Regions from separate parts of the Mus musculus genome. Here all the other regions are linked to region 4. The links are chromatin loops, found by intact Hi-C in ENCODE. Cell type or tissue: heart. All regions are shown on one strand. Links, peaks and the distances in the headings refer to the core of each region. The heading gives the core; the rest is flanking DNA. Region 1 holds the start of Gm52577 (a long non-coding RNA gene). Region 2 holds the start of Kiz (kizuna centrosomal protein). Region 3 holds the start of Crnkl1 (crooked neck pre-mRNA splicing factor 1). Region 4 holds the start of Ralgapa2 (Ral GTPase activating protein, alpha subunit 2 (catalytic)).

Region 1 (5,332 bases), core at 63-5,062, 63 kb before region 4:
CCAAAGTGTGGACACTTTGCCCCTTCTTAGAATTGGGAACAAAACACCCATGGAAGGAGTTACAGAAACAAAATTTGGAGCTGAGACAAAAGGATGGACCATCTAGAGACTGCCACACCCGGGGATCCATCCATAATCAGCCTCCAAACGCTGACACCATTGCATACACTAGCAAGATTTTGCTGAAAGGACCCTGATATAGCTCTCTCTTGTGAGGCTATGCTGGTGCCTGGCAAACACAGAAGTGGATGCTCACAGTCAGCTATTGGATGGAACACAGGGCCCCCAATGGAGGAGCTAGAGAAAGTACCCAAGGAGCTAAAGGGGTCTGCAACTATAGGTGGAACAACAATATGAACTAACCAGTACCCCCCCGGAGCTCATGTCTCTAGCTGCATATGTAGCAGAAGGGCCATCATTGGGAAGAGAGGTCCCTTGGTCTTGCAAACTTCATATGCCTCAGTACAGGGGAATGCTAGGGACAAGAAGTGGGAGTGGGTGGGTAGGAGAGTGGGGGGGGAGGGTATGGGGGACTTTTGGGATAGCATTTGAAATGTAAATGAAGAAAATACCTAATTAAAAAAAGAAAAAGGAAAAATGTCTTCATAAGACTGGCCTATAGGCAAGACTGTAGGGCATTTTTCTTAGTTAGTGATTTTGAGGGCTCAGCTCATTGTGGGTGCTGGCATCCCTGGGCTGGTGGTCCTTGGTTTTTTATAAGAAATCAGGCTGAGCAAGCCATGAGGAACAAACCAGAAAGCAGCACCCCTCTATGGCCACTGCATTAGCTCCTGCCTCCAGGTTCCTGCTTAGTTTGAGTTCCTGTTCTGATTTCCTTCAAAGGTAAATGGTGTTATGGAAGAGTAAGCTGAAACTTCCTCTCCAAGTTGCTTTGGTCTGGGTGTTTTATCACAGCAATAGTAGCCCTAACTAGGGCAAATGGTATCAACTGAGGACTTTTAAAATAGCAAATTGATTCTTACTTGTTACTAGAAACATTTCTGTTGAGTGCATACTTTAAAGGTTTAAAAGCCCATGCCAGGTGTCAAAGGGAGATACTTTATACCCCTATTTTCTGGAAGTGGGTGAATGAATAAGTTAACAATTAACAGTTTGTATCAGGAAGCCCTGTCTGGTAACCCACACCTGTTGCCTCAGCCCTGTCGCCTCAGCACTCGGACGGGAGGTGGAGGCAGGGGTACAAGGTCATCCTCAGCTAGCTAAAAACATCTAGGCATTCAGGAGGCCTGAGACCCTGTCACAAAAACCAAATCTGTCAGAATCAGGAAAGGAGAAAGGGGTTCATGAGAGGGAAAAAAGAAAAAAGAAAACAACAATCACACACACAGACACACAAACCCTTAAAAGAGAGAAGAGTAATGAAACACAGGTGATTTGAAGGGGGAAGGGAGAATTTTGAGGGAGGTAAAAGGGGTGAGCAGGGAGGGGGGAGCAAGAAGACAATAGAGAGGGAGGGGTGGTGGGAGGGAAAGCCAACCAAAACCAAGTATGTATGGAAATGCCATAGGGAAACTTGTTACTTTGTAAGTTAACTTAAAAATAGTAATACTAGTGGTACCTTTTAAATTCATAAAAAATGTGTTGCTTAACAGGAAAAACACACAAGCACTTTATATTTGGCCTAGACACAGAGAATGAGGAAAGTGGATTGAAAGACGATTAAACTGAGGAAAATACCTTGCCCCTGAAAACACCTTGCCTCTTATCTTGCTTAGAGTAAACAAAGCCACTATGTCATCCTAGTTCTCAACAGTCATTGCCACCCAGGACCCAGGGACACCCACCTTCCATTCCCTGAAGGGAGGCTAGAAATGCAAAACCTTGTACAAAATCACATTTTTACATTTTGGAAACCTACTCAAATATTCGAGTATACTTGCACACATACACTTTAACAGGATGTAGACCAAGCTCACAGCGTCTCTCTCTGTGAACTTTGGCCCTCACCCTACCAAGCTGCAGTCTTTGCAGAAATTAAGGGAAACAAACTAACCCTTGACCACTCTTTCCTCATAAAAATGTTATTCTTTGCCAATGGCACTTTCACGGATCTTCCTTTTGTGTTAGGTTGGATTTACCAGGCATAAATAGAAAGTGCTTCCTGGCATGCAAACCTTTGCTTCCTGGACAAGGCGAAGAGAGGCACTTTCCTATTTAATTGCTGATTCCACACTTCTTGAAGCCTTTTCCTTTAAGAGCTTGCCTATCGCATTCCCTCAGGGCACAAGACTACCCTTTTGAGGAAACTTGGCAGATGTTATATTTAGAAAAGTGTGGCCCAGACAAACTCCCCTATCAGCTGCTGAAACACATGACCCCACAGGAGCCAGAGTCTGTGTCCTATTATTTCTGCCTGCCCTTGGAAAGACTTTATATTAAAAGATAAACAATTGGGCATTAGTGGTTCATATATCCAAGAGTTTATATGCCCCAATATAAAAGAGCATTATAATAACTCCTTGTAATAATTCAGTTGGCTGATTTTATTGGTACCATAATTGCTAGAACGTGAAAAAGAAGGAATTTCATGGCTACTGCCAAGCTCACTTTAGACAAGAGCTCTTTTTTCTTCTCTCCCCTGGTACTGGGGATAGAAGTCAGGACCTTGTACATGCTGGGCAAGTGCTCTGCCACTGGCCTATTGCCCAAGTCCCTGAGTTTCTTTCTTAACCCTTTTTTCCTACACCCTACTATTTGTAAGTAGACAACATGCATTCTAATTCAACACATATGACGTTTTCAGCTTCCAGAAAAAGCTACACAGTGGGTTTACACTCAAGTAAGGATTTGCTTACCCTGCCTGAGGCAAGATGAGGAACAAGAACAAGCCATCTTCCACGTTCCCCTACACTGGGCTGAGTAAAATCTCACAGGAGCTGGAATTTCAGTCTTGGCGTCTAGAATCAGGGAGAGCTTCCTATCTCCCATTCTCTGATCCATCAAGGGGGCGTGTGATTCCCCAGGTCACAGGAAATCATCAGCCCCTTACCTTTATGGGTGTTGTGGATTGATTTACAGCCTCCTTAGACACATATTGATTTCCTAGCCCCCAAAACTTCAGAATGCAGTTGTATTAGGAGATGTATCAGTCCACTTTCTGTTGATATAACAAAATATCCAAGACTGAGTAACTTATAAAAAAGAGAGGTTTACTTAGCTCCTAGTTGGGGGTGGGGGTTCCTGTGAGCGTCCCTTGGCTGCATCACAGCATGGCAACAGGACAGGAATGAGCATGAGATTGAAAGGTGAGCAAGGTGGGAGAAGGAATTCCATCAACCCTTCCAAGATCAGCAGTTCAAATTGTCCAGTCAACTCCAAGCTCCAAGCCATCTTCTGAGGTTGAAAATGGAGGCAATCAAGCTTCTAGCACACTAGCCCCAGGAAGAAAAAAAAAAAAAAATCCTATCCAAACAGAAGGAGACAAGGTCTCTACAGAAAGGTAGCTAAGATGAGATGAGGTCATACAAATAGACTTTAATCCAATACGACTAATGTTCTTATGAGCAAAGGAAACTGGTTCAGAGTCACATAGGGAAGGACATACTAGGACACAGGGAAATGACAGTCACCTGCAAACCAAGGAGAGAGACCTCTGAGAAACAAAGAGGCCAGCACCTTGATTTTGGACATCTAGTGTCCAGAACCAAGAGAAATACATTTCTGTCATTTAAGCCACTTGACTTTTAGTGATGTTATAGTGACTCAGCAAATTCACATGGGGACATGTAGCCGCTTTTGTTCCCACTGTTAACGCTCACTACCTATCACTTCCCCCTGAATCACTTGAGGCCACCATTGCTTGTGTGCTGCTGTGTGCAGACCCCATAGCTCTGACTGTCTGGGTAGGACACTGAGAAGAACTCTGGTTTTAGAGGCTGCTCAGATTGCCTTCCTTGTTCTGACCTTTATGGATGAAGGTCATGAGACATTCTCCAAGGCTACCTAAGGCTGCTGGCCTCGGTGCATAGCTGTAGGAAGGGGCCCTCTGAGAATGAAGCCTGTGTGGGCATACATGTATGTATCTGGACATGTCTGTATGTTTGTGCATGTGAAACATGCTTAGATCTAGGCTATCACCATATTCACTTATTCAAATGTCAGTCTGTTTCAGAAAGTAAAAGCCAGTCTATACTCATCATAAGATGCAGGATAGGAAGGGGCACTGCTGGGAGTTTGAGAAGACTTAGAAAGTAAAAGAAACAATAAGACAAAAAGACCACCAACAGATTGGGAAAGGATCTTTACTTATCCTAAATCAGATAGGGGACTAATATCCAACATATATAAAGAACTCAAGAAGGTGGACTCCAGAAAATCAAATAACCCCATTAAAAAATGGGGCTCAGAACTGAACAAAGAATTCTCACCTGAGGATTACCGAATGGCAGAGAAGCACCTGAAAAAATGTTCAACATCCTTAATCATCAGGGAAATGCAAATCAAAACAACCCTGAGATTCCACCTCACACCAGTCAGAATGGCTAAGATCAAAAATTCAGGTGACAGCAGATGCTGGCGTGGATGTGGAGAAAGAGGAACACTCCTCCATTGTTGGTGGGATTGCAGGCTTGTACAACCACTCTGGAAATCAGTCTGGCGGTTCCTCAGAAAATTGGACCTAGTACTACCGGAGGATCCAGCAATACCTCTCCTGGGCATATATCCAGAAGATGCCCCAAGTGGTAAGAAGGACACATGCTCCACTATGTTCATAGCAGCCTTATTTATAATAGCCAGGAGCTGGAAAGAACCCAGATGCCCCTCAACAGAGGAATGGATACAGAAAATGTGGTACATCTACACAATGGAGTACTACTCAGCTATTAAAAAGAATGAATTTATGAAATTCCTAGGCAAATGGATGGACCTGGAGGGCATCATACTGAGTGAGGTAACACATTCACAAAGGAACTCACACAATATGTACTCACTGATAAGTGGATATTAGCCCCAAACCTAGGATACCCAAGATATAAGATACAATTTGCTAAACACATGAAACTCAAGAAGAATGAAGACTGAAGTGTGGACACTATGCCCCTCCTTAGAATTGGGAACAAAACACCCATGGAAGGAATTACAAAGACAAAGTTTGGAGCTGAGATGAAAGGATGGACCATGTAGAGACTGCCATATCCAGGGATCCACCCCATAATCAGCATCCAAACGCTGACACCATTGCATATACTAGCAAGATTTTATCGAAAGGACCCAAATGTAGCTGTCTCTTGTGAGACTATGCCGGGGCCTAGCAAACACAGAAGTGGATGCTCACAGTCAGCTAATGGATGGATCACAGGGCTCCCAATGG
Region 2 (5,332 bases), core at 239-5,238, 340 kb before region 4:
TGTGTGTGTGTGTGTGTGTGTGTGTGTGTGTGTGACCCTTGGTGAAGTCTCATGACTTGTCATGGGCAGAACTCATGTTCCTACTCATTTACTATAGCTCCCTCTCTAGAGTTATTTGCTTCTATCTTGTGTGTAGCATGCATTAATTAGAGTCACTTACAGATTCTTAAAATGAAAAATGATCACACAGAGCAATAGATTTACACTGACTTAAAAATAAAACAAATCTTCAAATGCAGGACCATGAACAGGCCATAAAATCTGACTCCAGTTTCTTATGTAACTTCAACAACCTTACCTTGCTTCCTAATTAAAGCAAAAAGTGCTAAACATAAAGTGGATAATCATTACAGTTATTGTGCCATAAGGACCATAAAGAACCAGGTGCTTCCAGCATAGGAGGCAAAAATAACTTACCACTAACCTAGTTCAAAAAGAATGTCATTTAAATCAGTCACATTTTAAGAGCAGATCTTTGCCTACAAAACACAAATAAGTAAAGGCCAAAGGTAACTATACCACTCTTGAACTACAACAGACAATGAGATAAAGGCACTAAAACTAAAGTTCTTGCTTTTAAATTAGCTGATGCATATATATATGTGTACACATATATATATGCAGAGATCTAATACCACCACCTTGGGTAACTGGAAAAAAGATCATTATTCAGTGACAATGAGGTGATGGCATTCCACATAAGGCATTTGTAACACCTAGACGCTGGCTAATTGACTTTTGGATTTAACCCATAAATTCAAACATTTTACAAAAACACCTCCTCCACCATTGTACTACACAGTGAGCAAAAGGTGTTGCTTCTCACCTAAAATTCTCAATGTAGGCACACTTGAGCTCGCATGTGCACACGTGCTTGTGCATGCACACACACACATTCTCTCTCTCTCTATTGTATTCTCTCTGAGATCTCACTAAGCACACTGAAGGTGCAAACATTAGAAAGTATTGAGAAAAGAAAAGCTCTGTAGGAAAAATAAAGGTGTGTGTGTGTGTGTGTGTGTGTGTGTGTGTGTGTGTGTGTGTGTTGGAGATAGGTTCTCACTATGCTGCCCTGGCTGGCTTGTATCCCAGGCTGGCCTTGAACCTGTGGTCCTCCTATTTCTGTCTCTTCAGCATAGACCACCACCAACATACGCCTAAATGGTTAATTTTTTTTTTCTTAAGTGGGAGATTAAGAGATCCCTAGAGTAGGTGAGCAGGACTGTGTCAGAAGGAAAAAAAAAAAAAAAAAACGGATGTAGAAAGAAGATAAAACACGGAAAGAAGAGTTAGGGCCCGTGGGAGTTACTTAACAAGTAATTGGCAAAAATTAAGTCTAGTGTAAGATGCAATTCCTTTGAAAAATCACTTACTTTACCTCACCTGCAATTACTGTTATGATCTTAGAATTGTTACAGCCCTCCTGTTCCTTCTGAATGATTCTGTAACTTTAACACCCACTAAATGTTTTGTTTATCAAAAGATCCAAAAATCTATTTCCTTTCTTGTCAACTAATGAGATTTCTAAGTCCAATTAATTTGGCAGCTAAATAAGTGTTCCAACAACTTATCTTTCCATGTGGTTATTTATAGTCAATTGCTTTGTACTTTTTTCTATTTATGCATTCTTAGATCTAGCTTTTTCCAATGGTTCTCATCTTTCATGTCTTAATCAAAGGCAATCCCAACCCTCGAAGCTGAACCCGTTGAAAATTTCATCCTTTTACTAGAAATTTAGTCAGCCCCAGACACTTCTAAAAGACTACAGCGCGCGCGCAAACACACACACACACACACACACACACACACACACACACACACACACACACACACACACACCATTCCAGCCTGCGTTCCTGGACCTGTCATCTTTGATGCAGTGCGGCTGTCAAAGTAGGATGACAACTTGAAGAGAGAGTGAGGAGGGGGCATGTAGGACTAGAGAGGACTAAAGAAATTCACAAGGTTTGATCAAGACTGGCAGGCAAAAAAACTCCCACTCTCACTTCCGGCCGCATCCGCAGGCTGAGGGACCTGGCTTTGGTTGTCATGAGAGATTACAGTCTCTCTGCGCTTTCAAACAAGGGGCATCCGTGGTAAAGTTGTGCTCCTAACCCCTTCTGGGGCTAGTTGGGGGTCGCAGGCGAGTTCCAACACTAGTGAACCACTGGCGGGAAGTGGGCCGGACACCGTACCCCGATGCTCTCAGTGGCGCCGCTGACTCCCTGCCCCGTCCCGCGGCCGTACCTGTCCCGCAGAGCCTGCTGGAGCTGGCCCACCCTTTCGTAGTAGCTGGGGCTCGCCAAGGGCGCAGAGGTGGCGGAGGCCTGGCGCAGGCCACCACCACCGCCACCGCGCCCTCGCGGCATTGCCACAGGGCAGCTGGCGGGCCAGCGTTGCCCAAGGAGACCGCCCCAACATGCACCGCGGGTAAACAAGGCGCCTAGCGGCCTGAAGAGGGCGGGGCGAAGGGCGGGGCGCCGAGGAGGCGGGGTTAGCCGCGGTGTGGGTCCGGGAGGGGCGAAGACAGAGAGACTGGCAAGGGTGGAGCAGCCCTGGTGGTACAGGGAGAAGACAAGGGAGCTGTGTCACGTTCTCTCTGCTACCGCTGTGTTTCTCTTCCCCTACAGAATCCGTCCTACACGCATTCATTTTATCAGATGCAGTTTCTTATTTACCTTCCTAGAATTTGCAGTGAGAGACCCTGTGACAAGATTGTTTTGATACCAGCACTTAGAAAGCAAAACAAAAAGCTAGAAGAAAACAAAATTTAAGAACCGCAAATATGCCCTTGATCTCAGCACTACGGGCAGAGGCAGTAGGAATTCTGAGTTCGAGGCCAGTCTAATTTACAGAGTGAGTTCCAGGACAACAAAGACAACACAGAGAAACCTAGTCTCAAAACACCAAACCCCACCCCCAAACAAAATAAAACAAACAAACAAAGAAACCAAATATGCCATCCCACGCTGGAATGTTTTTCAATGCTCAGGTTGCCATCAGCCCTTTCAGGGGAGAAAGATTTGGTTTCTAACTAGGTCCTTGTGAATCAAACCGTTTACTTCTGCAGTCAATTCTCCAACAAGGCCCCCAGCCAGACTACATTGGCATAAACCCTATGTCCCACAACTCAGCTGTGACCATACAAAAAGCCTAGGTGCCCCAGAGTGAATTGGGCAGACTATTACAGCAAGACTAACTTAACCTTAGATCAGTTCAGAGGAACTACTGGTTATAAAGGCCCAGAACAGAATCAGTCTTTATTCTTGCCTCCATCAACATGGCAAAAGGCTTCCTGAAGAAAGACAACTGGATTCTAAAACCCACTTGGAATAGGAAATTAAAAAAAAAAAAATGTACACACGTACTTGTAGTCAATGTGGTTCCTTATCCTAGACTTTTAATTTTATGTCTCTTTTCTCAAGTCGGTAGTTTTATTTTCATGCAAAGCATCCCTGACACCAACATTTCTTTAATAGTGTGTCAGGACTCCATGGGGATTGCACCATATCTGAATGGGTTAGGGATAGGGAGCTGTGTGTCAAAAAGTTCAGCAACAGTAAACCGTTCCTGAATGTGTAATGACCAAAACTCAATTGAAAAATCAAGGCATAATAAATCTAAGCTGCTTCTGACGGCATGTGTCCGTGTCTTGTCCCACTATAACATGCTCACTATACACTGCACATGTCCATTGCGCTCTGACTTATAGTACCATACTGGCATTAGGGGAAGCAACGAAATGGTCAAGTCAGCAACCCTAAATTATGATTTTGCCTATCCTTCCTTCCTCATACTGTCTGCCTAAATGCTGAAAGGTAGAATATATCCATGTAATCTCAGGACTCAAGGGGACAGGCAGGAGGATCTCTAATTCCAGGCGGGCCTGACCGACCTTGGCTTAAAAACAAAAACATGTGGACCAGACGATGGCCCAGCAAATGAAACATGCTTTCTTTGCAGGTATGGCAATCTGAGTTTGATTTGATTCCCAAGAGTTGTTCTCTAACCTCTACTTGTACACTCTAACACACATGCATACACACACACACACACACACAAACATGCACACGTGTGCGCTTCATTGAATTAAAATGTCATAAATCAGCATAATGGGCTATAAGCAAAATAGGGTCTCTGCTCCTGCCTTGACCAATATACCTTTTTAAGAACATGGAAATACAGTCCATGTTCCTAAATATGTGGAATTTAGTTCTCTGATTCTTTCCTAATCCACCCCCTAATTTTCCACCCTAATTAAATTAATAATTCCCTAATTTCAGGGTTGCATGATGAGACACACCTCACTCACAGTAGGGATCCATGTGCCCGGCCTTCTCCCCATTCGACCAATCCCATCTGTATCCATATGTTTGTCTCAGCCTCCTTTTGGCCTAAAGCTAAATACTAGTGATGGTTCCTTATAAGAACGGCCCAGGAAAGAGATCTTTGAAGACTCTGGAGAGCAGTCTGGGACCCTCTGAGTTGGAAATGCCTGGATTCTGGGTACCTGGGACTGTGTTCTAGGAGTTGTGTGTGAACTGCCATGGGCATCCACTCGACCTCACATTAAGTGGTCAGGAAGGGACAAGAGCAGGCCTGTAATATGCAGATCTAGTGCAGGACCCTCTTGCCCAGTTGTAAGGTTAGCACTGATATGGCTTTTAGTTACTCTGTCAACTCATTCTATCACACTGATGTAGTGCTAGTGTACTGAGGTTAATTTACAGCCTGTAGTGTGATGCCTAATCATCATCTGCTTCATTGGATTTGGAATCACCTAGGAGACTCATGCCTTGGTTGAGGGTATTTCCAGAGAGATTTAAAGGAAGACAAAGATCCATCCTGAATGTAGCCTGCAGCATCCCAGGGGCTGTAAGGTCCAGGTGGAATAGAGACCGAGTCAACAAGAGAGCGTCAGAATTCCCTGTTCCTTGTTTCCTGTGTCTACCCAGATGTGAGGAGTTTCAGCTACACACGTTTGCTATAGTGAACTCTGACATCCCTTTCCTACCATGGCAGACTGTTCCCTCTTAACCCACAAACCAGAACGAATCCACCTTAAGGTGCTTCTGTTAGCATTTGATCACAGCAGTGAGAAAAGCAACCTATACATATCTAACTAAAGTTTTACTACAGTACTTTGGTAAGTCCTTCAAGGCCTGTAGATGACCAGGCCCCAACCCCAACCCCCAGACTATTCTAATCTAAGTAAGGGCATGGCTTTTGAGAATATGTTGAGATTAAAATTTTACCTTTTAAAAAAATCATGTTCTTTAAAAAAAATTAAATTGAGCCTTGTGCATGTTAGGTATTCCACAAAGCTTTCTGT
Region 3 (5,332 bases), core at 184-5,183, 580 kb after region 4:
TGCCCAAGCTTACAGAAATGGAGAGGTATCAGAGATGCCAAAATATTCATTTTCTTTAACCAGTTCCCATTTTACAACAATAACTGACCAGTGAAGCTGTCCAGATGTTTCCATTGCCCAGGCGTTTAGCAAGCCGTGTGAGCTGGGTACAAGGACTTTTGATTTTCACAGAGCACAGTGGGAGAGAAGCAGATCCCTATGTGTGACGTGGTCTGTGTTGTGTAGCCTTGGTGTTATGGTGACCGTGGTGGTTATCTAGAGAACCTGTGCCGTCGTCCTTAGCGCTGCCCAGCTGTTGCCTAGTGGAACCATGGACTCAGAATAGAAGCACTTCATGTTGCAAAGACAAGAAGACCTTGGTATCTAGGCAACATCTCCAAAACCTGGGATACTAGCTTCCTCTCCCCCACTCTCTTATCTTAGCAGCTATTGGCCTGTCGGGTGGTTTCACTTTAGGAGCACAGCAAAAGTAATTTCAGTGTATTTAATGTTTGGGAAACGAGATGATTTTGAATATTTGGATGACATGGTTTAGAGCTGTGGCAAATGCTTTGATTTTGGCTATACTCATTTGTAGTTTGGAAAAATTGCAAAAGAAAGTTTAGAGAGAGTAGGAGTGATATCATGGCATACTTATTTTTTTCCCCAAATACTAGGAGTTGGGCAAGTATGGAAATTCCTTAAAACAATTATCTATTGCCAGATGTGGTGGTACCAGCCTTTAATCCCGGTACTTGGGAGGCAAAAAGCTGGTAGATCTCTGGGAGTTCCAGGCCAGCCAGGGCTACACAGTAAGACCTTGTACCAGAAAACAAACAACACCAAAACAAACAAACAAACAAACAAACAAACAAATCATCGTCATCACCACCTGTAACAAAAAACTCATAAGGATTTAATTAAGTCACTAATAAATGACGAGCGTAAATGCACGTTACTAAATGAGAGACAGTAATCTGAAGAGGTATATGACTCCAACCATCTACAAAGAACTACAGAGACATTAAAAAAAAATAGATCAATCGATCCCTGCTACCTCAGTCCAGTGTCCGCACTCTCTCAGCCCCCAAGGCTCTCACTATCAGAGAGGAGGCAGTGTGTGCGCTCAAGAGGCAGTGGACGACTACAGAAAACATCTGGACACAGCAGCGCAGCACAAAACCTGTGCAAACTCAAGCCAGACCAAATCCCCTTATGGAGAGATGGGCACACAATACCACACCTGGCAGTGGAGAAATTGGTCATTTTTTAGCTGCTGGAAAGCATGAGTTTTCTCTAAGAGTATAACATTCTGGTAAGTTGACCAAGCTCCAGTAGACCACATATCCAAGAATATCTGGGCAATACGAATTAGTCTTCAAAGGTTAAAAAACAAAAAGACACACAGTTGGGTGAATAGGGAGTGGGGTAGATCTGGGGAAAGCTGGAGGAATGGCTATGATTAAGACGCAAAACTTTCAAAGAAGGAATTAAAAAACAAACAAACAAAATGCTTGATAAAAAGGAGTATTGATGGACAAAGGCTCGAGGGGGAGGATGAACAGGAGGTACCCTGAGGATGTTGACAGTTCCAGGCCAGCCTGGTCTACAGAGTGAGTTCCCGGACAACCAGGGAATCAGGACTACACCGAGAAACCCTGTCTCCAAAACAAAACAAAAAATCTTGCCGTTGTCCTAAATCTCAAGACTGTTACAAAAGTAAACTCTAACAGTTTCTTGTAACTGACACGGGGTGGGGATGGATCGTAGAAAGTCCTTTGAGGGTGGGGAAAGAGTAGGAAAAGCTCACCTTCCCAATTTTGCTGTCAATTCCAAAATTTTTATTTTAAAAAATTATCTTAACTATATGCTAAATCACTGTTTTTAATGTACTTCAGATATTATACGTACTAACATCTAGCGAGTATTTTACAGAGACAGATTTTTTTCTTTAATCTTAAGGAAATAGATACTTTTATCCTTTTATAGCTAAGGATATTAAGGATAAGAGAATTGAGATAATACAAATTTACATGCCGGGCGTGGTGGCGCACGCCTTTAATCCCAGCACTTGGGAGGCAGAGGCAGGCGGATTTCTGAGTTCGAGGCCAGCCTGGTCTACAGAGTGAGTTCCAGGACAGCCAGGGCTATACAGAGAAACCCTGTCTCGGAAAATAAAAAAAAAAAAAAAAAAAAAAAAATTTACAGACTAAAAATTTGATCAGTTTCTGTAGGTGCTTTGCTACTGACTAATTTCCACCTTTCTCTAACATCTTGTTTCAAAAATACCTCTTCTGATTTTTTTTTTAAAAAAATCCACATTTCAAGATTATTAACTTGGTCCAATCGCGGGGAAGCCTAAGGCGAGGGGGCGGGAACTCGAAAGACTACAAATCCCAGAATGCACCGCTGCCCAGGCTGCTTGCAGGGTTTCCTCGGTGCTTTTCCCTTCTCCCCGGAGTTTCTACACCTGAAATGGATTTCTACGCCCCTCAAAGGTGCCACGGCCTACAGCTGCACGCATCCCGGAGATAGACCTGGATGAGCCCTCGCCGCCAGAGCCCTATATCCCTGCGGCGCAGCCCGCCCTACCCACCTCACCCGCAGCTCCAGCAAGCCGCAAGTCTCCACAGAGGACGCGCACACAGTTGCTAAGGAAACGACGCGGCGTTTCCCCTGACTGGTGAGGCGGTCAAAGGTCGTCTTCGCAAGTTCCGGTTCCGGTTCCGGTATCTAGTTTGTTGTGGCTGACTCTGTTGTGCCGGCCGGTTCGAAGTGCTTTTCTCAAGTCCGGTTGTCGGCCAGGATCGCTCGAGTTCCACGGCTGCAGTCATGGCAGCCTCCACGGCGGCCGGGAAACAGCGCATTCCTAAAGTGGCCAAGGTAGGCGACCGGGAGGAGCCCCCGAACAGCATCTGCGGTGTCGGGCACCAGAGATTCGAGACAGCGATCTCTGTGCCGCGGTCCAAGAAGACAGGTGGTCGGTGAGGTGGCGCAGGGTCTTGTCACTCCGAGCTCGTCTCGCGTCTGCCCAGCCTTCCTTCCAGGGTTGCAAAGCATCGGTTCGGTTCGGTAAACTGTTTGCTTTGCTAGTCTCTGGGGATCCCCTACTTTTACTCCGGGCAAGAGTGCTCCACTAAAACTGGAGAGAGAGCGAAATGGCAACCCAGATAGATGTATCCAAGTAGTGTAGATATGCCATGGGCAAGAGCCAGAAGGGTGCCTGTAAACTTGAGGGTAAACTTTGTGAAGGAAGTTAACACTTAGGCTGCATCAAAGTTAGGCAGTGAAGAGAATGGCAGAGGATAGGCTCTGGGCAATGGCATAAAATTTAGGTTAGATAGTAAATTGTTATATTTCCAACTGTGGTTGATACTTCATCAATACTTAATAAGTGTCAAATCTTGCACTTAGCCATCACATACAGTCATTCTCTGGAAGTCTGATTTGGCCATTTTGTCTTGAGACAAGTTCTTATTTCCACATGTAATTATTGTAAAAGTCTGATGTGGTAGCTTCCCCCCTACCCCCGCTCCCAAACCCCTATCCTGAGTCATAAAAGCCAGGGAATGCATGCTGACTAAGTTTTTGACAGCTTGACACAAGATAAAGTTATCTAGGAGGAGGCATCTGGACTAAGAAAATTCGTCCCTAAGCTTGCTTGCTGGCAAGTGTGTGAGGCATTTTCTTGATTACCAATTGATGTGGACGCCCCCCCCCCCCCCGCCTACTTGGGCAGTGCCACACCTGGGCAGGGGCTCTGGTGTAGTCTGTGAGAGCAGACTGAGCACAGCTGGTATGCCTCCAGCTTCCTGCCGTGTCTTCCATTCATGAAGACTGTGGTCCAGTTGTGTAAGCCAATCAGTCAGCTCTTTCCTCTGCAGGTTGCTTTTGTTGGTGATGTTCGATCACAGCAGTAAAAAGGCCAATTAGAACTTAGGGTCCATCTGCACTTGAACACATTTGACTTTTAAGCTCCTGTGTTGGAACTATAGCTTCAGGTGCTCTAAAAGCTTACAGGCTAATGATGGAGACTTAGTAAAAACAAGTTTCAGTTGGCCTAAAATGTCATGGAAAACCAGCTTGTCCACTAGAAGGATTAAAATATGTAGAGGAGTTCTCTAAGCAGGTTATAAAGAGGAAGGAGTGTGATTTTTTTTTCCCCCTGCCCCTCATGGAGAATTGAAGATGTTATTCAAAGATGGCATCTTGGGCACATTCTTAGGAGGGCTTTTTCTTTCGAGACAGGGTTTCTCTGTGTAGCCCTGGCTGTCCTGGAACTCACTCTGTAGACCAGCCTGGCCTTGAACTCAGAAATCCACCTGGTTCTGCCTCCCAAGTGCTGGGATTAAAGGTGTGTGCCACCACCCTGCCATTCTTAGGAAGTTTATGTCCTGGAAAATATACAAGGGTTTTAAAATCTCGTGTGGAGAGCACTACCCAAAATAGGAATGTCTCTTTGTCTTAAAAGGTGAAGAACAAGGCGCCGGCCGAAGTGCAGATAACGGCCGAGCAGCTCCTCCGAGAAGCTAAAGAGAGAGAACTCGAGCTCCTCCCACCTCCACCTCAGCAGAAGATCACAGATGAGGAAGAATTAAACGATTACAAACTCCGGAAAAGGAAGGTGAGTCCGTCAGAATGCACTGTGCAACCTGTCCCAGTTGCTGCCCACAGTGGGAACGAGCTCCCAGAGAGCCTATGTGATGGGACCTCAGGCGAATATTGGGAATTATTTAATCCACGAATATTATGGAAGTTATATGGGAAGTTCTATAAATTACTGAGCACTTGAAGGTAATCTTGAAAGGTGTTTTAACATTCTTGTTCTTAAAAGGAATGAGAGTAGAATATATTAAAGTACTCGTTAATTATTACAGAGAACAGCAAAATCTTGCAATAGCTACCCCTACATTTTTCTTGTCTCCATAAACTTTAGAGAAACACCTGTCACTGATACCCTTCTGGAGGAAAGCTGCTGTTCCTTGGCATCTAGGATATAATTTCTTTTAGGAAGAGTAAAACGAGAAGTGTATATCATAAGGAAAAGCAAAGTCGTTTTCTCTTTACTGTACTGCTCCCCGCCCCCCTTTGCCTTTCAGACTTTTGAAGATAACATAAGAAAAAATAGGACTGTGATTAGCAACTGGATAAAATACGCACAATGGGAGGAAAGTCTAAAGGAAATTCAAAGGTAAAATTGCCATGACTATAGTGTCTGTCTACAAAGAGTGAGTAAATGAGCACATGAAATCTAGGAAGGTAAAGCATGGACCTGTACTGTGCTAGTAATTTCCAGCTTCTCTTCCATGGAGCCCTCTGAGGCAGTGGGTACTGGGAAGGACGGTTGTGGAGT
Region 4 (5,332 bases), core at 176-5,175:
ATCAAACATAGACAGATTCATCTCTATCAGAATAGAAAGAATGATCTAGCCCAAGCAAGTTTGGGTTCATGCTCAGTAAGACAACACTGTGTGCACCTATGGATTTTCTATTTACCATTTTATGCTTATGCATAACTGGGCATGGATATGATTAAAATAAGACACTTTATGGAGCAAAGCTAGCATAATTCATATCTATTAACCATGATGGAGAAGTACCCCTTAATTACTAAATAACTCATTCTCTTCTTCTTTTTTTGCCCCCGCCCCAAATTACTGCTCCAAGCACTAATTAGGACCTTTGAGTATTTTCACACATGCTGCCTGCTGCTCCCTACTGTGCATTCTCATCTTTTTTCTATTGCTTTGCTTTAAATAAAGTTTCCTCTCTACTTTGCAATTTGTGTAGGCTTTTATTTCATTGTTGAATAAGAGGCCAAGAACCTGGAAACACCCAAGGCAGACAGCACCTCCTCTAACTACTGGTAACATCCTGTCTTTTTTTTTTTTTCTTTCTTTCTTTCTAAGTGTTATTTCAGAGTAGCATTACTTTGTCTGTTACAAGCTAAATTTTTCTTTTTTAGATTTTAATTTTTTTTTTTACATTTTGTGATTGTGTAAGTCTGTGCTAGGTATGTGCTGATGGCTGCAGAGGTCAGAAGAGAATGTCACACACCCTAGAGCTGGAGTTACAGGTGATTTTGAGCCACCTACATAGGTGCTGGGAACAGAATTTGGATCCTCTGGAGGAGCAGCAAGTGCTCTTAACTACCGAGCCAATTCTCTGGCCCCACATACTGATCTTTATTTTATGTGTATGGGTGTATGTCTGTGCCCTGTGTGCACATCTGTCCTCAGAGGCTGGAAAGGGCATCTGACCTCTGAGACTAGAGTTATAGATGGTTGTGAGCCACCATGGAAGTGCTGGAAATTGAACCTGGCTCCTGTAGTCGAACAGCCAGAACTCCTAAGCACTGAGGCATCTCTCCAGCCCCAAGTTTTAAACTTTGAATTTCATGTTTGTTATTTATTGATTAAGGCGGCAATGGAGTGTCTGAAAAGTACTTGACACTCTAAAGCCCAAGGAAGAAGTAAGTAACTTCAGGGTGAATAATTTCCTCAAGGGGTTAGAAGACCAACAAGAGGATTTTTTGAGAGAACAGCAACAATCAAAAAACCCCAACAAAACAAAACTGGGAGGTGTCCTGGGTAAATAAGCATCAAAACACTAATACGTGATTCTTTTAAAAAGGGAGGTGGGTGTTGCAGTCTTATGTCTTCACTCTGTAAGTATGATAGATGAGATGAACTTACATGCATAGATGCCTGGTTTTTGTCTATCCAGTTTCTAACACTGCCATATATTTAGCATACAGAAATGCATATATTTGTCTAGTTTTTCCTCCTCAGTTGGATTGGAAGCTCTGGCAGTGAGAGAACTGCTTCTTGTAATATCTGTTATTTCCTGGGCTTAGGATCTTGTTTTTACACCATAGGTCTTTACTAGATGTTTGCTAATAATGAGAGCTCACATTGCAAGAGAAAAATTGATTTCAGTGGGATAAATTCATTTTACTTTTTCAATCAGTGTAAGAAAAGATGTCCTTGTTCAAAGGAATGGAACAGTGAACATGTGTTTTAAAATCTGAAACAGGGCACAGGATAAACTGATGGTGACAAATACTCTTGCCGTAATGTTAGAGACAGCATCACTTCTCTCCCTTACAACAGAATTGGGGAGATTATGGCCTTCATCTATGATGTCATCTGGGGATGCAGGAGGCGCAACAGCTCTCCCATCATCCTAGGCATGGAGATTACATCTCTAGGTCTGTGAGATTTCTGCTGTTAGGTGATCTGTCTGTAGTCTGTTTTGTTTTGTTTTGTTTTGTTTTTTTGGCTAAATACTGTTCCTTTGGGTATATCTTAGTCGTAGCCATGCTATTTTGATAACTCTAAAAATAGAATTTACCAGAACGGAGAAGTTTTTGCATGCTGAGTTGAAATGTGTAGGGCTGCTTTATCATCTTTTTTTTTTTTTAACTTAATGAGTTTATTGAGTGCCTGTAGAGATCAAATACCAAGCTTAATACAAGGGTGTGTACATTTCTAGCACTTTCCTCCACTAGAGAAAAAGACTCTTGGATTATGCCTATTTGGATGAAAAACATGTGATTCTAAGGTGCCTCTTTAGGTACTTGCTAATAAAGCCAAAATATCAAACCTTGGGGATCCAGATGATAATAAACAATTATATAGTCAGTTTTCTGGTAAGAAATCATTTGAGCATCTTCTGTCTTAAAGTCTTGCTTCAGTGAATAGGCATCTGGCCTTAAAAAGCATGTTGGCCCGAGAGTCAGGTCCTTCAGGTTCTATTTCTGGTTCTGTTATTGGATTGCTATGAGGCCTTGCATAACCCAGGAGCTCTATCCGCAAAGCAAGAGGCAAGACTGACCTCTGCACTTGAGATTGGGTTCCAGATGCCTTGGGGACTGAGTGGACCTCACTGGACAACAGGCCCACTCTTCTCTGCTACCAAAGCCATTTATTTACTTTAGTGTGAAATTAGAGATCAGATTTTGACATGGCCACACGTGCTTTGTCTTGCTCCTTAGTGTGAATCCAGAAGTAAAAAAAAAAAAAAAAAATCTAGAAATAGTTTTCAAAATTTAAAAGTCCTACAGCTTTTCTTACTTTGTGTGTGTCTGTGAGAGAGTGGGGGGTTGGGAGGGGTAGGTACGCAGGCCAGGCAGTAGAGGGGAGGGAGTGTGAGTTTCAAGGGTGGCATCTAGCACTCTGGAAAGCAGGTCGCTGCGCTTCGTCTTGTGGGGACTACAGTTCCCGGGAGCACTTGCGGCCCATATAGGGGCGGGAGCTCGCGGTCCTGGTCATATGGAAAACACCGCAATCTGATTGGAGGTCACTGCGCAGACTCGAAGCTGGGCGCGCGTCCCCGCGAGGTTCCTAGCCTCAGGCTCCTAGTGCGTGAACAGTCCGGGATGTGCGCGTGCGTCGCGCCGGAGGGCGGACCAGAGGCACCCGTGGGGCGGGGCCGAGGGTTTCGCATCGACACCGCCTTCCTGCCCCGCCCCTGACCGTTCGGCCCGCCCCTCCTTCCTGGAGCCTCCGCTGAGGCTGAGGCGGCGAGGCGGCCGGGAGGGGGGCGGCTTGTGGCCGGAGCGACACGCGCCCGTCGCGACCCTATGCAGTGACTCGTGCGGCGCAGGCGCCTCCTGCCCCGCCGGCGGGGCCCAGGCTTACCGCGGCGGGATGTTCTCCCGAAGGAGCCACGGAGATGTGAAAAAGTCCACGCAGAAGGTGCTGGACCCCAAGAAGGACGTGCTGACCCGCCTGAAGCACCTGCGGGCGCTGCTGGGTGAGGCGTGGGGCGTGGGCTGTGGGTCAGAGCCACCTGCCGGGAGGGCCGGGTCCCACCCGCGGCGTGGGCCTGATGGGGTCTCAGGTCCGAGTGATGTAGAGAGCTGGGAATGGTGCGCAGCCGACCTTTGCTAGCCTAGATCGGGACCCTTGAGGCATTGTTCCTGAAGGCTGTACGTTGGCCCTGGGCGCTGCTCTGTCGTCCCAAGTGTAAACTTAGCCAGGATTCTCTTTTGGGTGCCTAGCCTCGGGTAACCTCTGTGCCTGAGAGCAGGCACAGAGGTGACTATAAGCTGTCCTCTCCAGGAAATAAACCAAGCACAAGTGGGGCGGGCTTGAACACACACACACACACACACACACACACACACACACACACACACACACGCACACGCAGCCCTACCTCTCTGCCACCTCCTCTCTGCCACCTCCCTCTCCCTCTCCCATTCTAAAAATTTAAATTCTTGACAACTTGGGTTAGACCAATAGCTCATGTGGTCCCATCACAGACTTCGTTGAACTACCATCTCTCACTCACTCTCCTTTTAAAATGTTACTATGTTTGAGTGTAAGACTTTAGGTAGGATTGATTTCAGCTGACCCCAGGACAGATTAGATGTCATTTCTTCTCTCCTGCCCTTCTCTCTTTTAAATTTACATTTTTTGGGGGTTGGGGGAGGGAGGATGGAAGGGTCCGGCTGATAGCTGTTTCCTTGGGTCTTTGGTGTGAAGGGGGCTCTGATCAGAGGAAGCTAGGCTTTCTTTGGGTCCAGGGAGGCAGCTTCTCCCTTATCATCAGAGTGACAACCATTACTCCCTTTTGCCTTCCCTATTCATGGCCTGCAGGGTGGAGGTTCTGCAGAGCCCAAGTGGGCCTGGAATTGACTTGTGATGGCTTGAAAGCTCTCCCCTGTGGGTGTGAAGTGTCCACAGGTTATCTGATGCTGGTGATGTGTAGCTTGGCTAGGCTATGCATTAGTTCTATCTTCTGTCTGTCTGGACAGACTTATCTGTATTTGGGGGCCAAGGAAAAGACAGGTTTCTTCTACATATGTATACTGTTGAAACAATAATAAAAAATTAAAAACCCAGTGTTTTTAAAATTTTAGACCATCTGCCACTTGAGAAAATAGGGCACAAAAGAATTCATTTTATAGGTGAGAATTTTAAGCATTCTTGTTAATGAGATTAAGAGTTGCTAATTATTTCTATTTATATTGTGTAAACTATTTCTGAGTGGGGGATTGGCCAGCCAATCAGCCAACCAATGAACCAACCAAATGCAAAACTCAAAACCATGACTGTTGCCTCAAAACCTACTCCCTTCCCCCTCAAAACCCACCAGATTTTGACAACTGAAGTTACTATCTCAGATCCCCAGATATTACACTTAATGTGTTCAGTTTATAATGAATGTAAATCAGTTACTGTTAGAAGGATTAGTTTCTGGACTTCTGAAAGCAAAATGTGATGTTCTTGGTAAGTTGAACTTTCTCCTTCCTGTAGTGAAATGTCTAGGCACACAAGTGCTTTGTGTTGGGTCCTTAGTATCTGATTAGTTCCTGCTGCAGGGGCATTCTTGATAAAGGAGAACTGAACAGTATTTTAAGGCATTTGATACTTTGGAACTTTTTCTGTGCTGAAGAATTTAAACCTTTGTTCTGACCAAGAAGGCCAAGATTAAGTTGGCTACATTTTATAAAGACAGAAAACCTAGACCAGAGTGGTTTCTTAGAGATACACTGTCTTTGTTACCGTCCAGAGAAAATGGATACTTTCAGGTCTGAGTATCCTTAATTTCTCCCCTAAGGTGTGTGGCTCCTTCCAGGTGCAAGTGGCAGGGATAGGCTGTGAACCTGGCCAATGGCATCTCTTTATGATTTTATCTTTTTAATGTGTGTGTGTGTGTGTGTGTGTGTGTGTGTGTGTGGTGGGCTTTGTGCTAGTGAGTATA

Evidence for each region. Peaks named below come from ENCODE experiments on the same cell type or tissue, not always from the same donor. Only the 100,000 strongest peaks of a DNase experiment are listed, where the experiment ranks them.
Region 1: a loop joins it to region 4, with 1.8 times the contacts of the local background. A loop is called at or near these places in 2 of 42 quality-filtered maps.
Region 2: a loop joins it to region 4, with 3 times the contacts of the local background. A loop is called at or near these places in 4 of 42 quality-filtered maps.
Region 3: a loop joins it to region 4, with 3 times the contacts of the local background. A loop is called at or near these places in 7 of 42 quality-filtered maps.

Annotation. Positions count from the first base shown.
Region 1 is chr2:146,573,121-146,578,452 of GRCm38, reverse strand. Gm52577 (a long non-coding RNA gene) reads right to left here and starts at 2,949. Exons shown (of 2, transcript XR_003954146.1): 1 at 2,817-2,949. In heart, for the core only: no CTCF peak of the experiment used is centred there; a DNase peak (open chromatin) is centred at 2,242; H3K27ac peaks cover 1,544 bases.
Region 2 is chr2:146,852,959-146,858,290 of GRCm38, reverse strand. It overlaps Kiz (kizuna centrosomal protein), which reads right to left and starts at 2,411. Exons shown (of 14, transcript NM_001033298.4): 1 at 2,248-2,411. The coding sequence starts at 2,369. In heart, for the core only: CTCF peaks have their summits at 2,330 and 2,534; a DNase peak (open chromatin) is centred at 2,450; H3K4me3 peaks cover 1,576 bases; H3K27ac peaks cover 1,530 bases.
Region 3 is chr2:145,932,084-145,937,415 of GRCm38, reverse strand. Crnkl1 (crooked neck pre-mRNA splicing factor 1) reads left to right here and starts at 2,716. Exons shown (of 14, transcript NM_025820.3): 1 at 2,716-2,862; 2 at 4,451-4,603; 3 at 5,079-5,170. The coding sequence starts at 2,812. It overlaps Cfap61 (cilia and flagella associated protein 61), which reads right to left and starts at 2,632. Exons shown (of 27, transcript NM_001369121.1): 1 at 2,576-2,632. In heart, for the core only: no CTCF peak of the experiment used is centred there; DNase peaks (open chromatin) are centred at 275 and 2,625; H3K4me3 peaks cover 2,233 bases; H3K27ac peaks cover 770 bases.
Region 4 is chr2:146,509,838-146,515,169 of GRCm38, reverse strand. It overlaps Ralgapa2 (Ral GTPase activating protein, alpha subunit 2 (catalytic)), which reads left to right and starts at 3,166. Exons shown (of 41, transcript NM_001033348.3): 1 at 3,166-3,376. The coding sequence starts at 3,271. In heart, for the core only: a CTCF peak has its summit at 3,155; DNase peaks (open chromatin) are centred at 2,449 and 2,929; H3K4me3 peaks cover 1,877 bases; H3K27ac peaks cover 1,686 bases.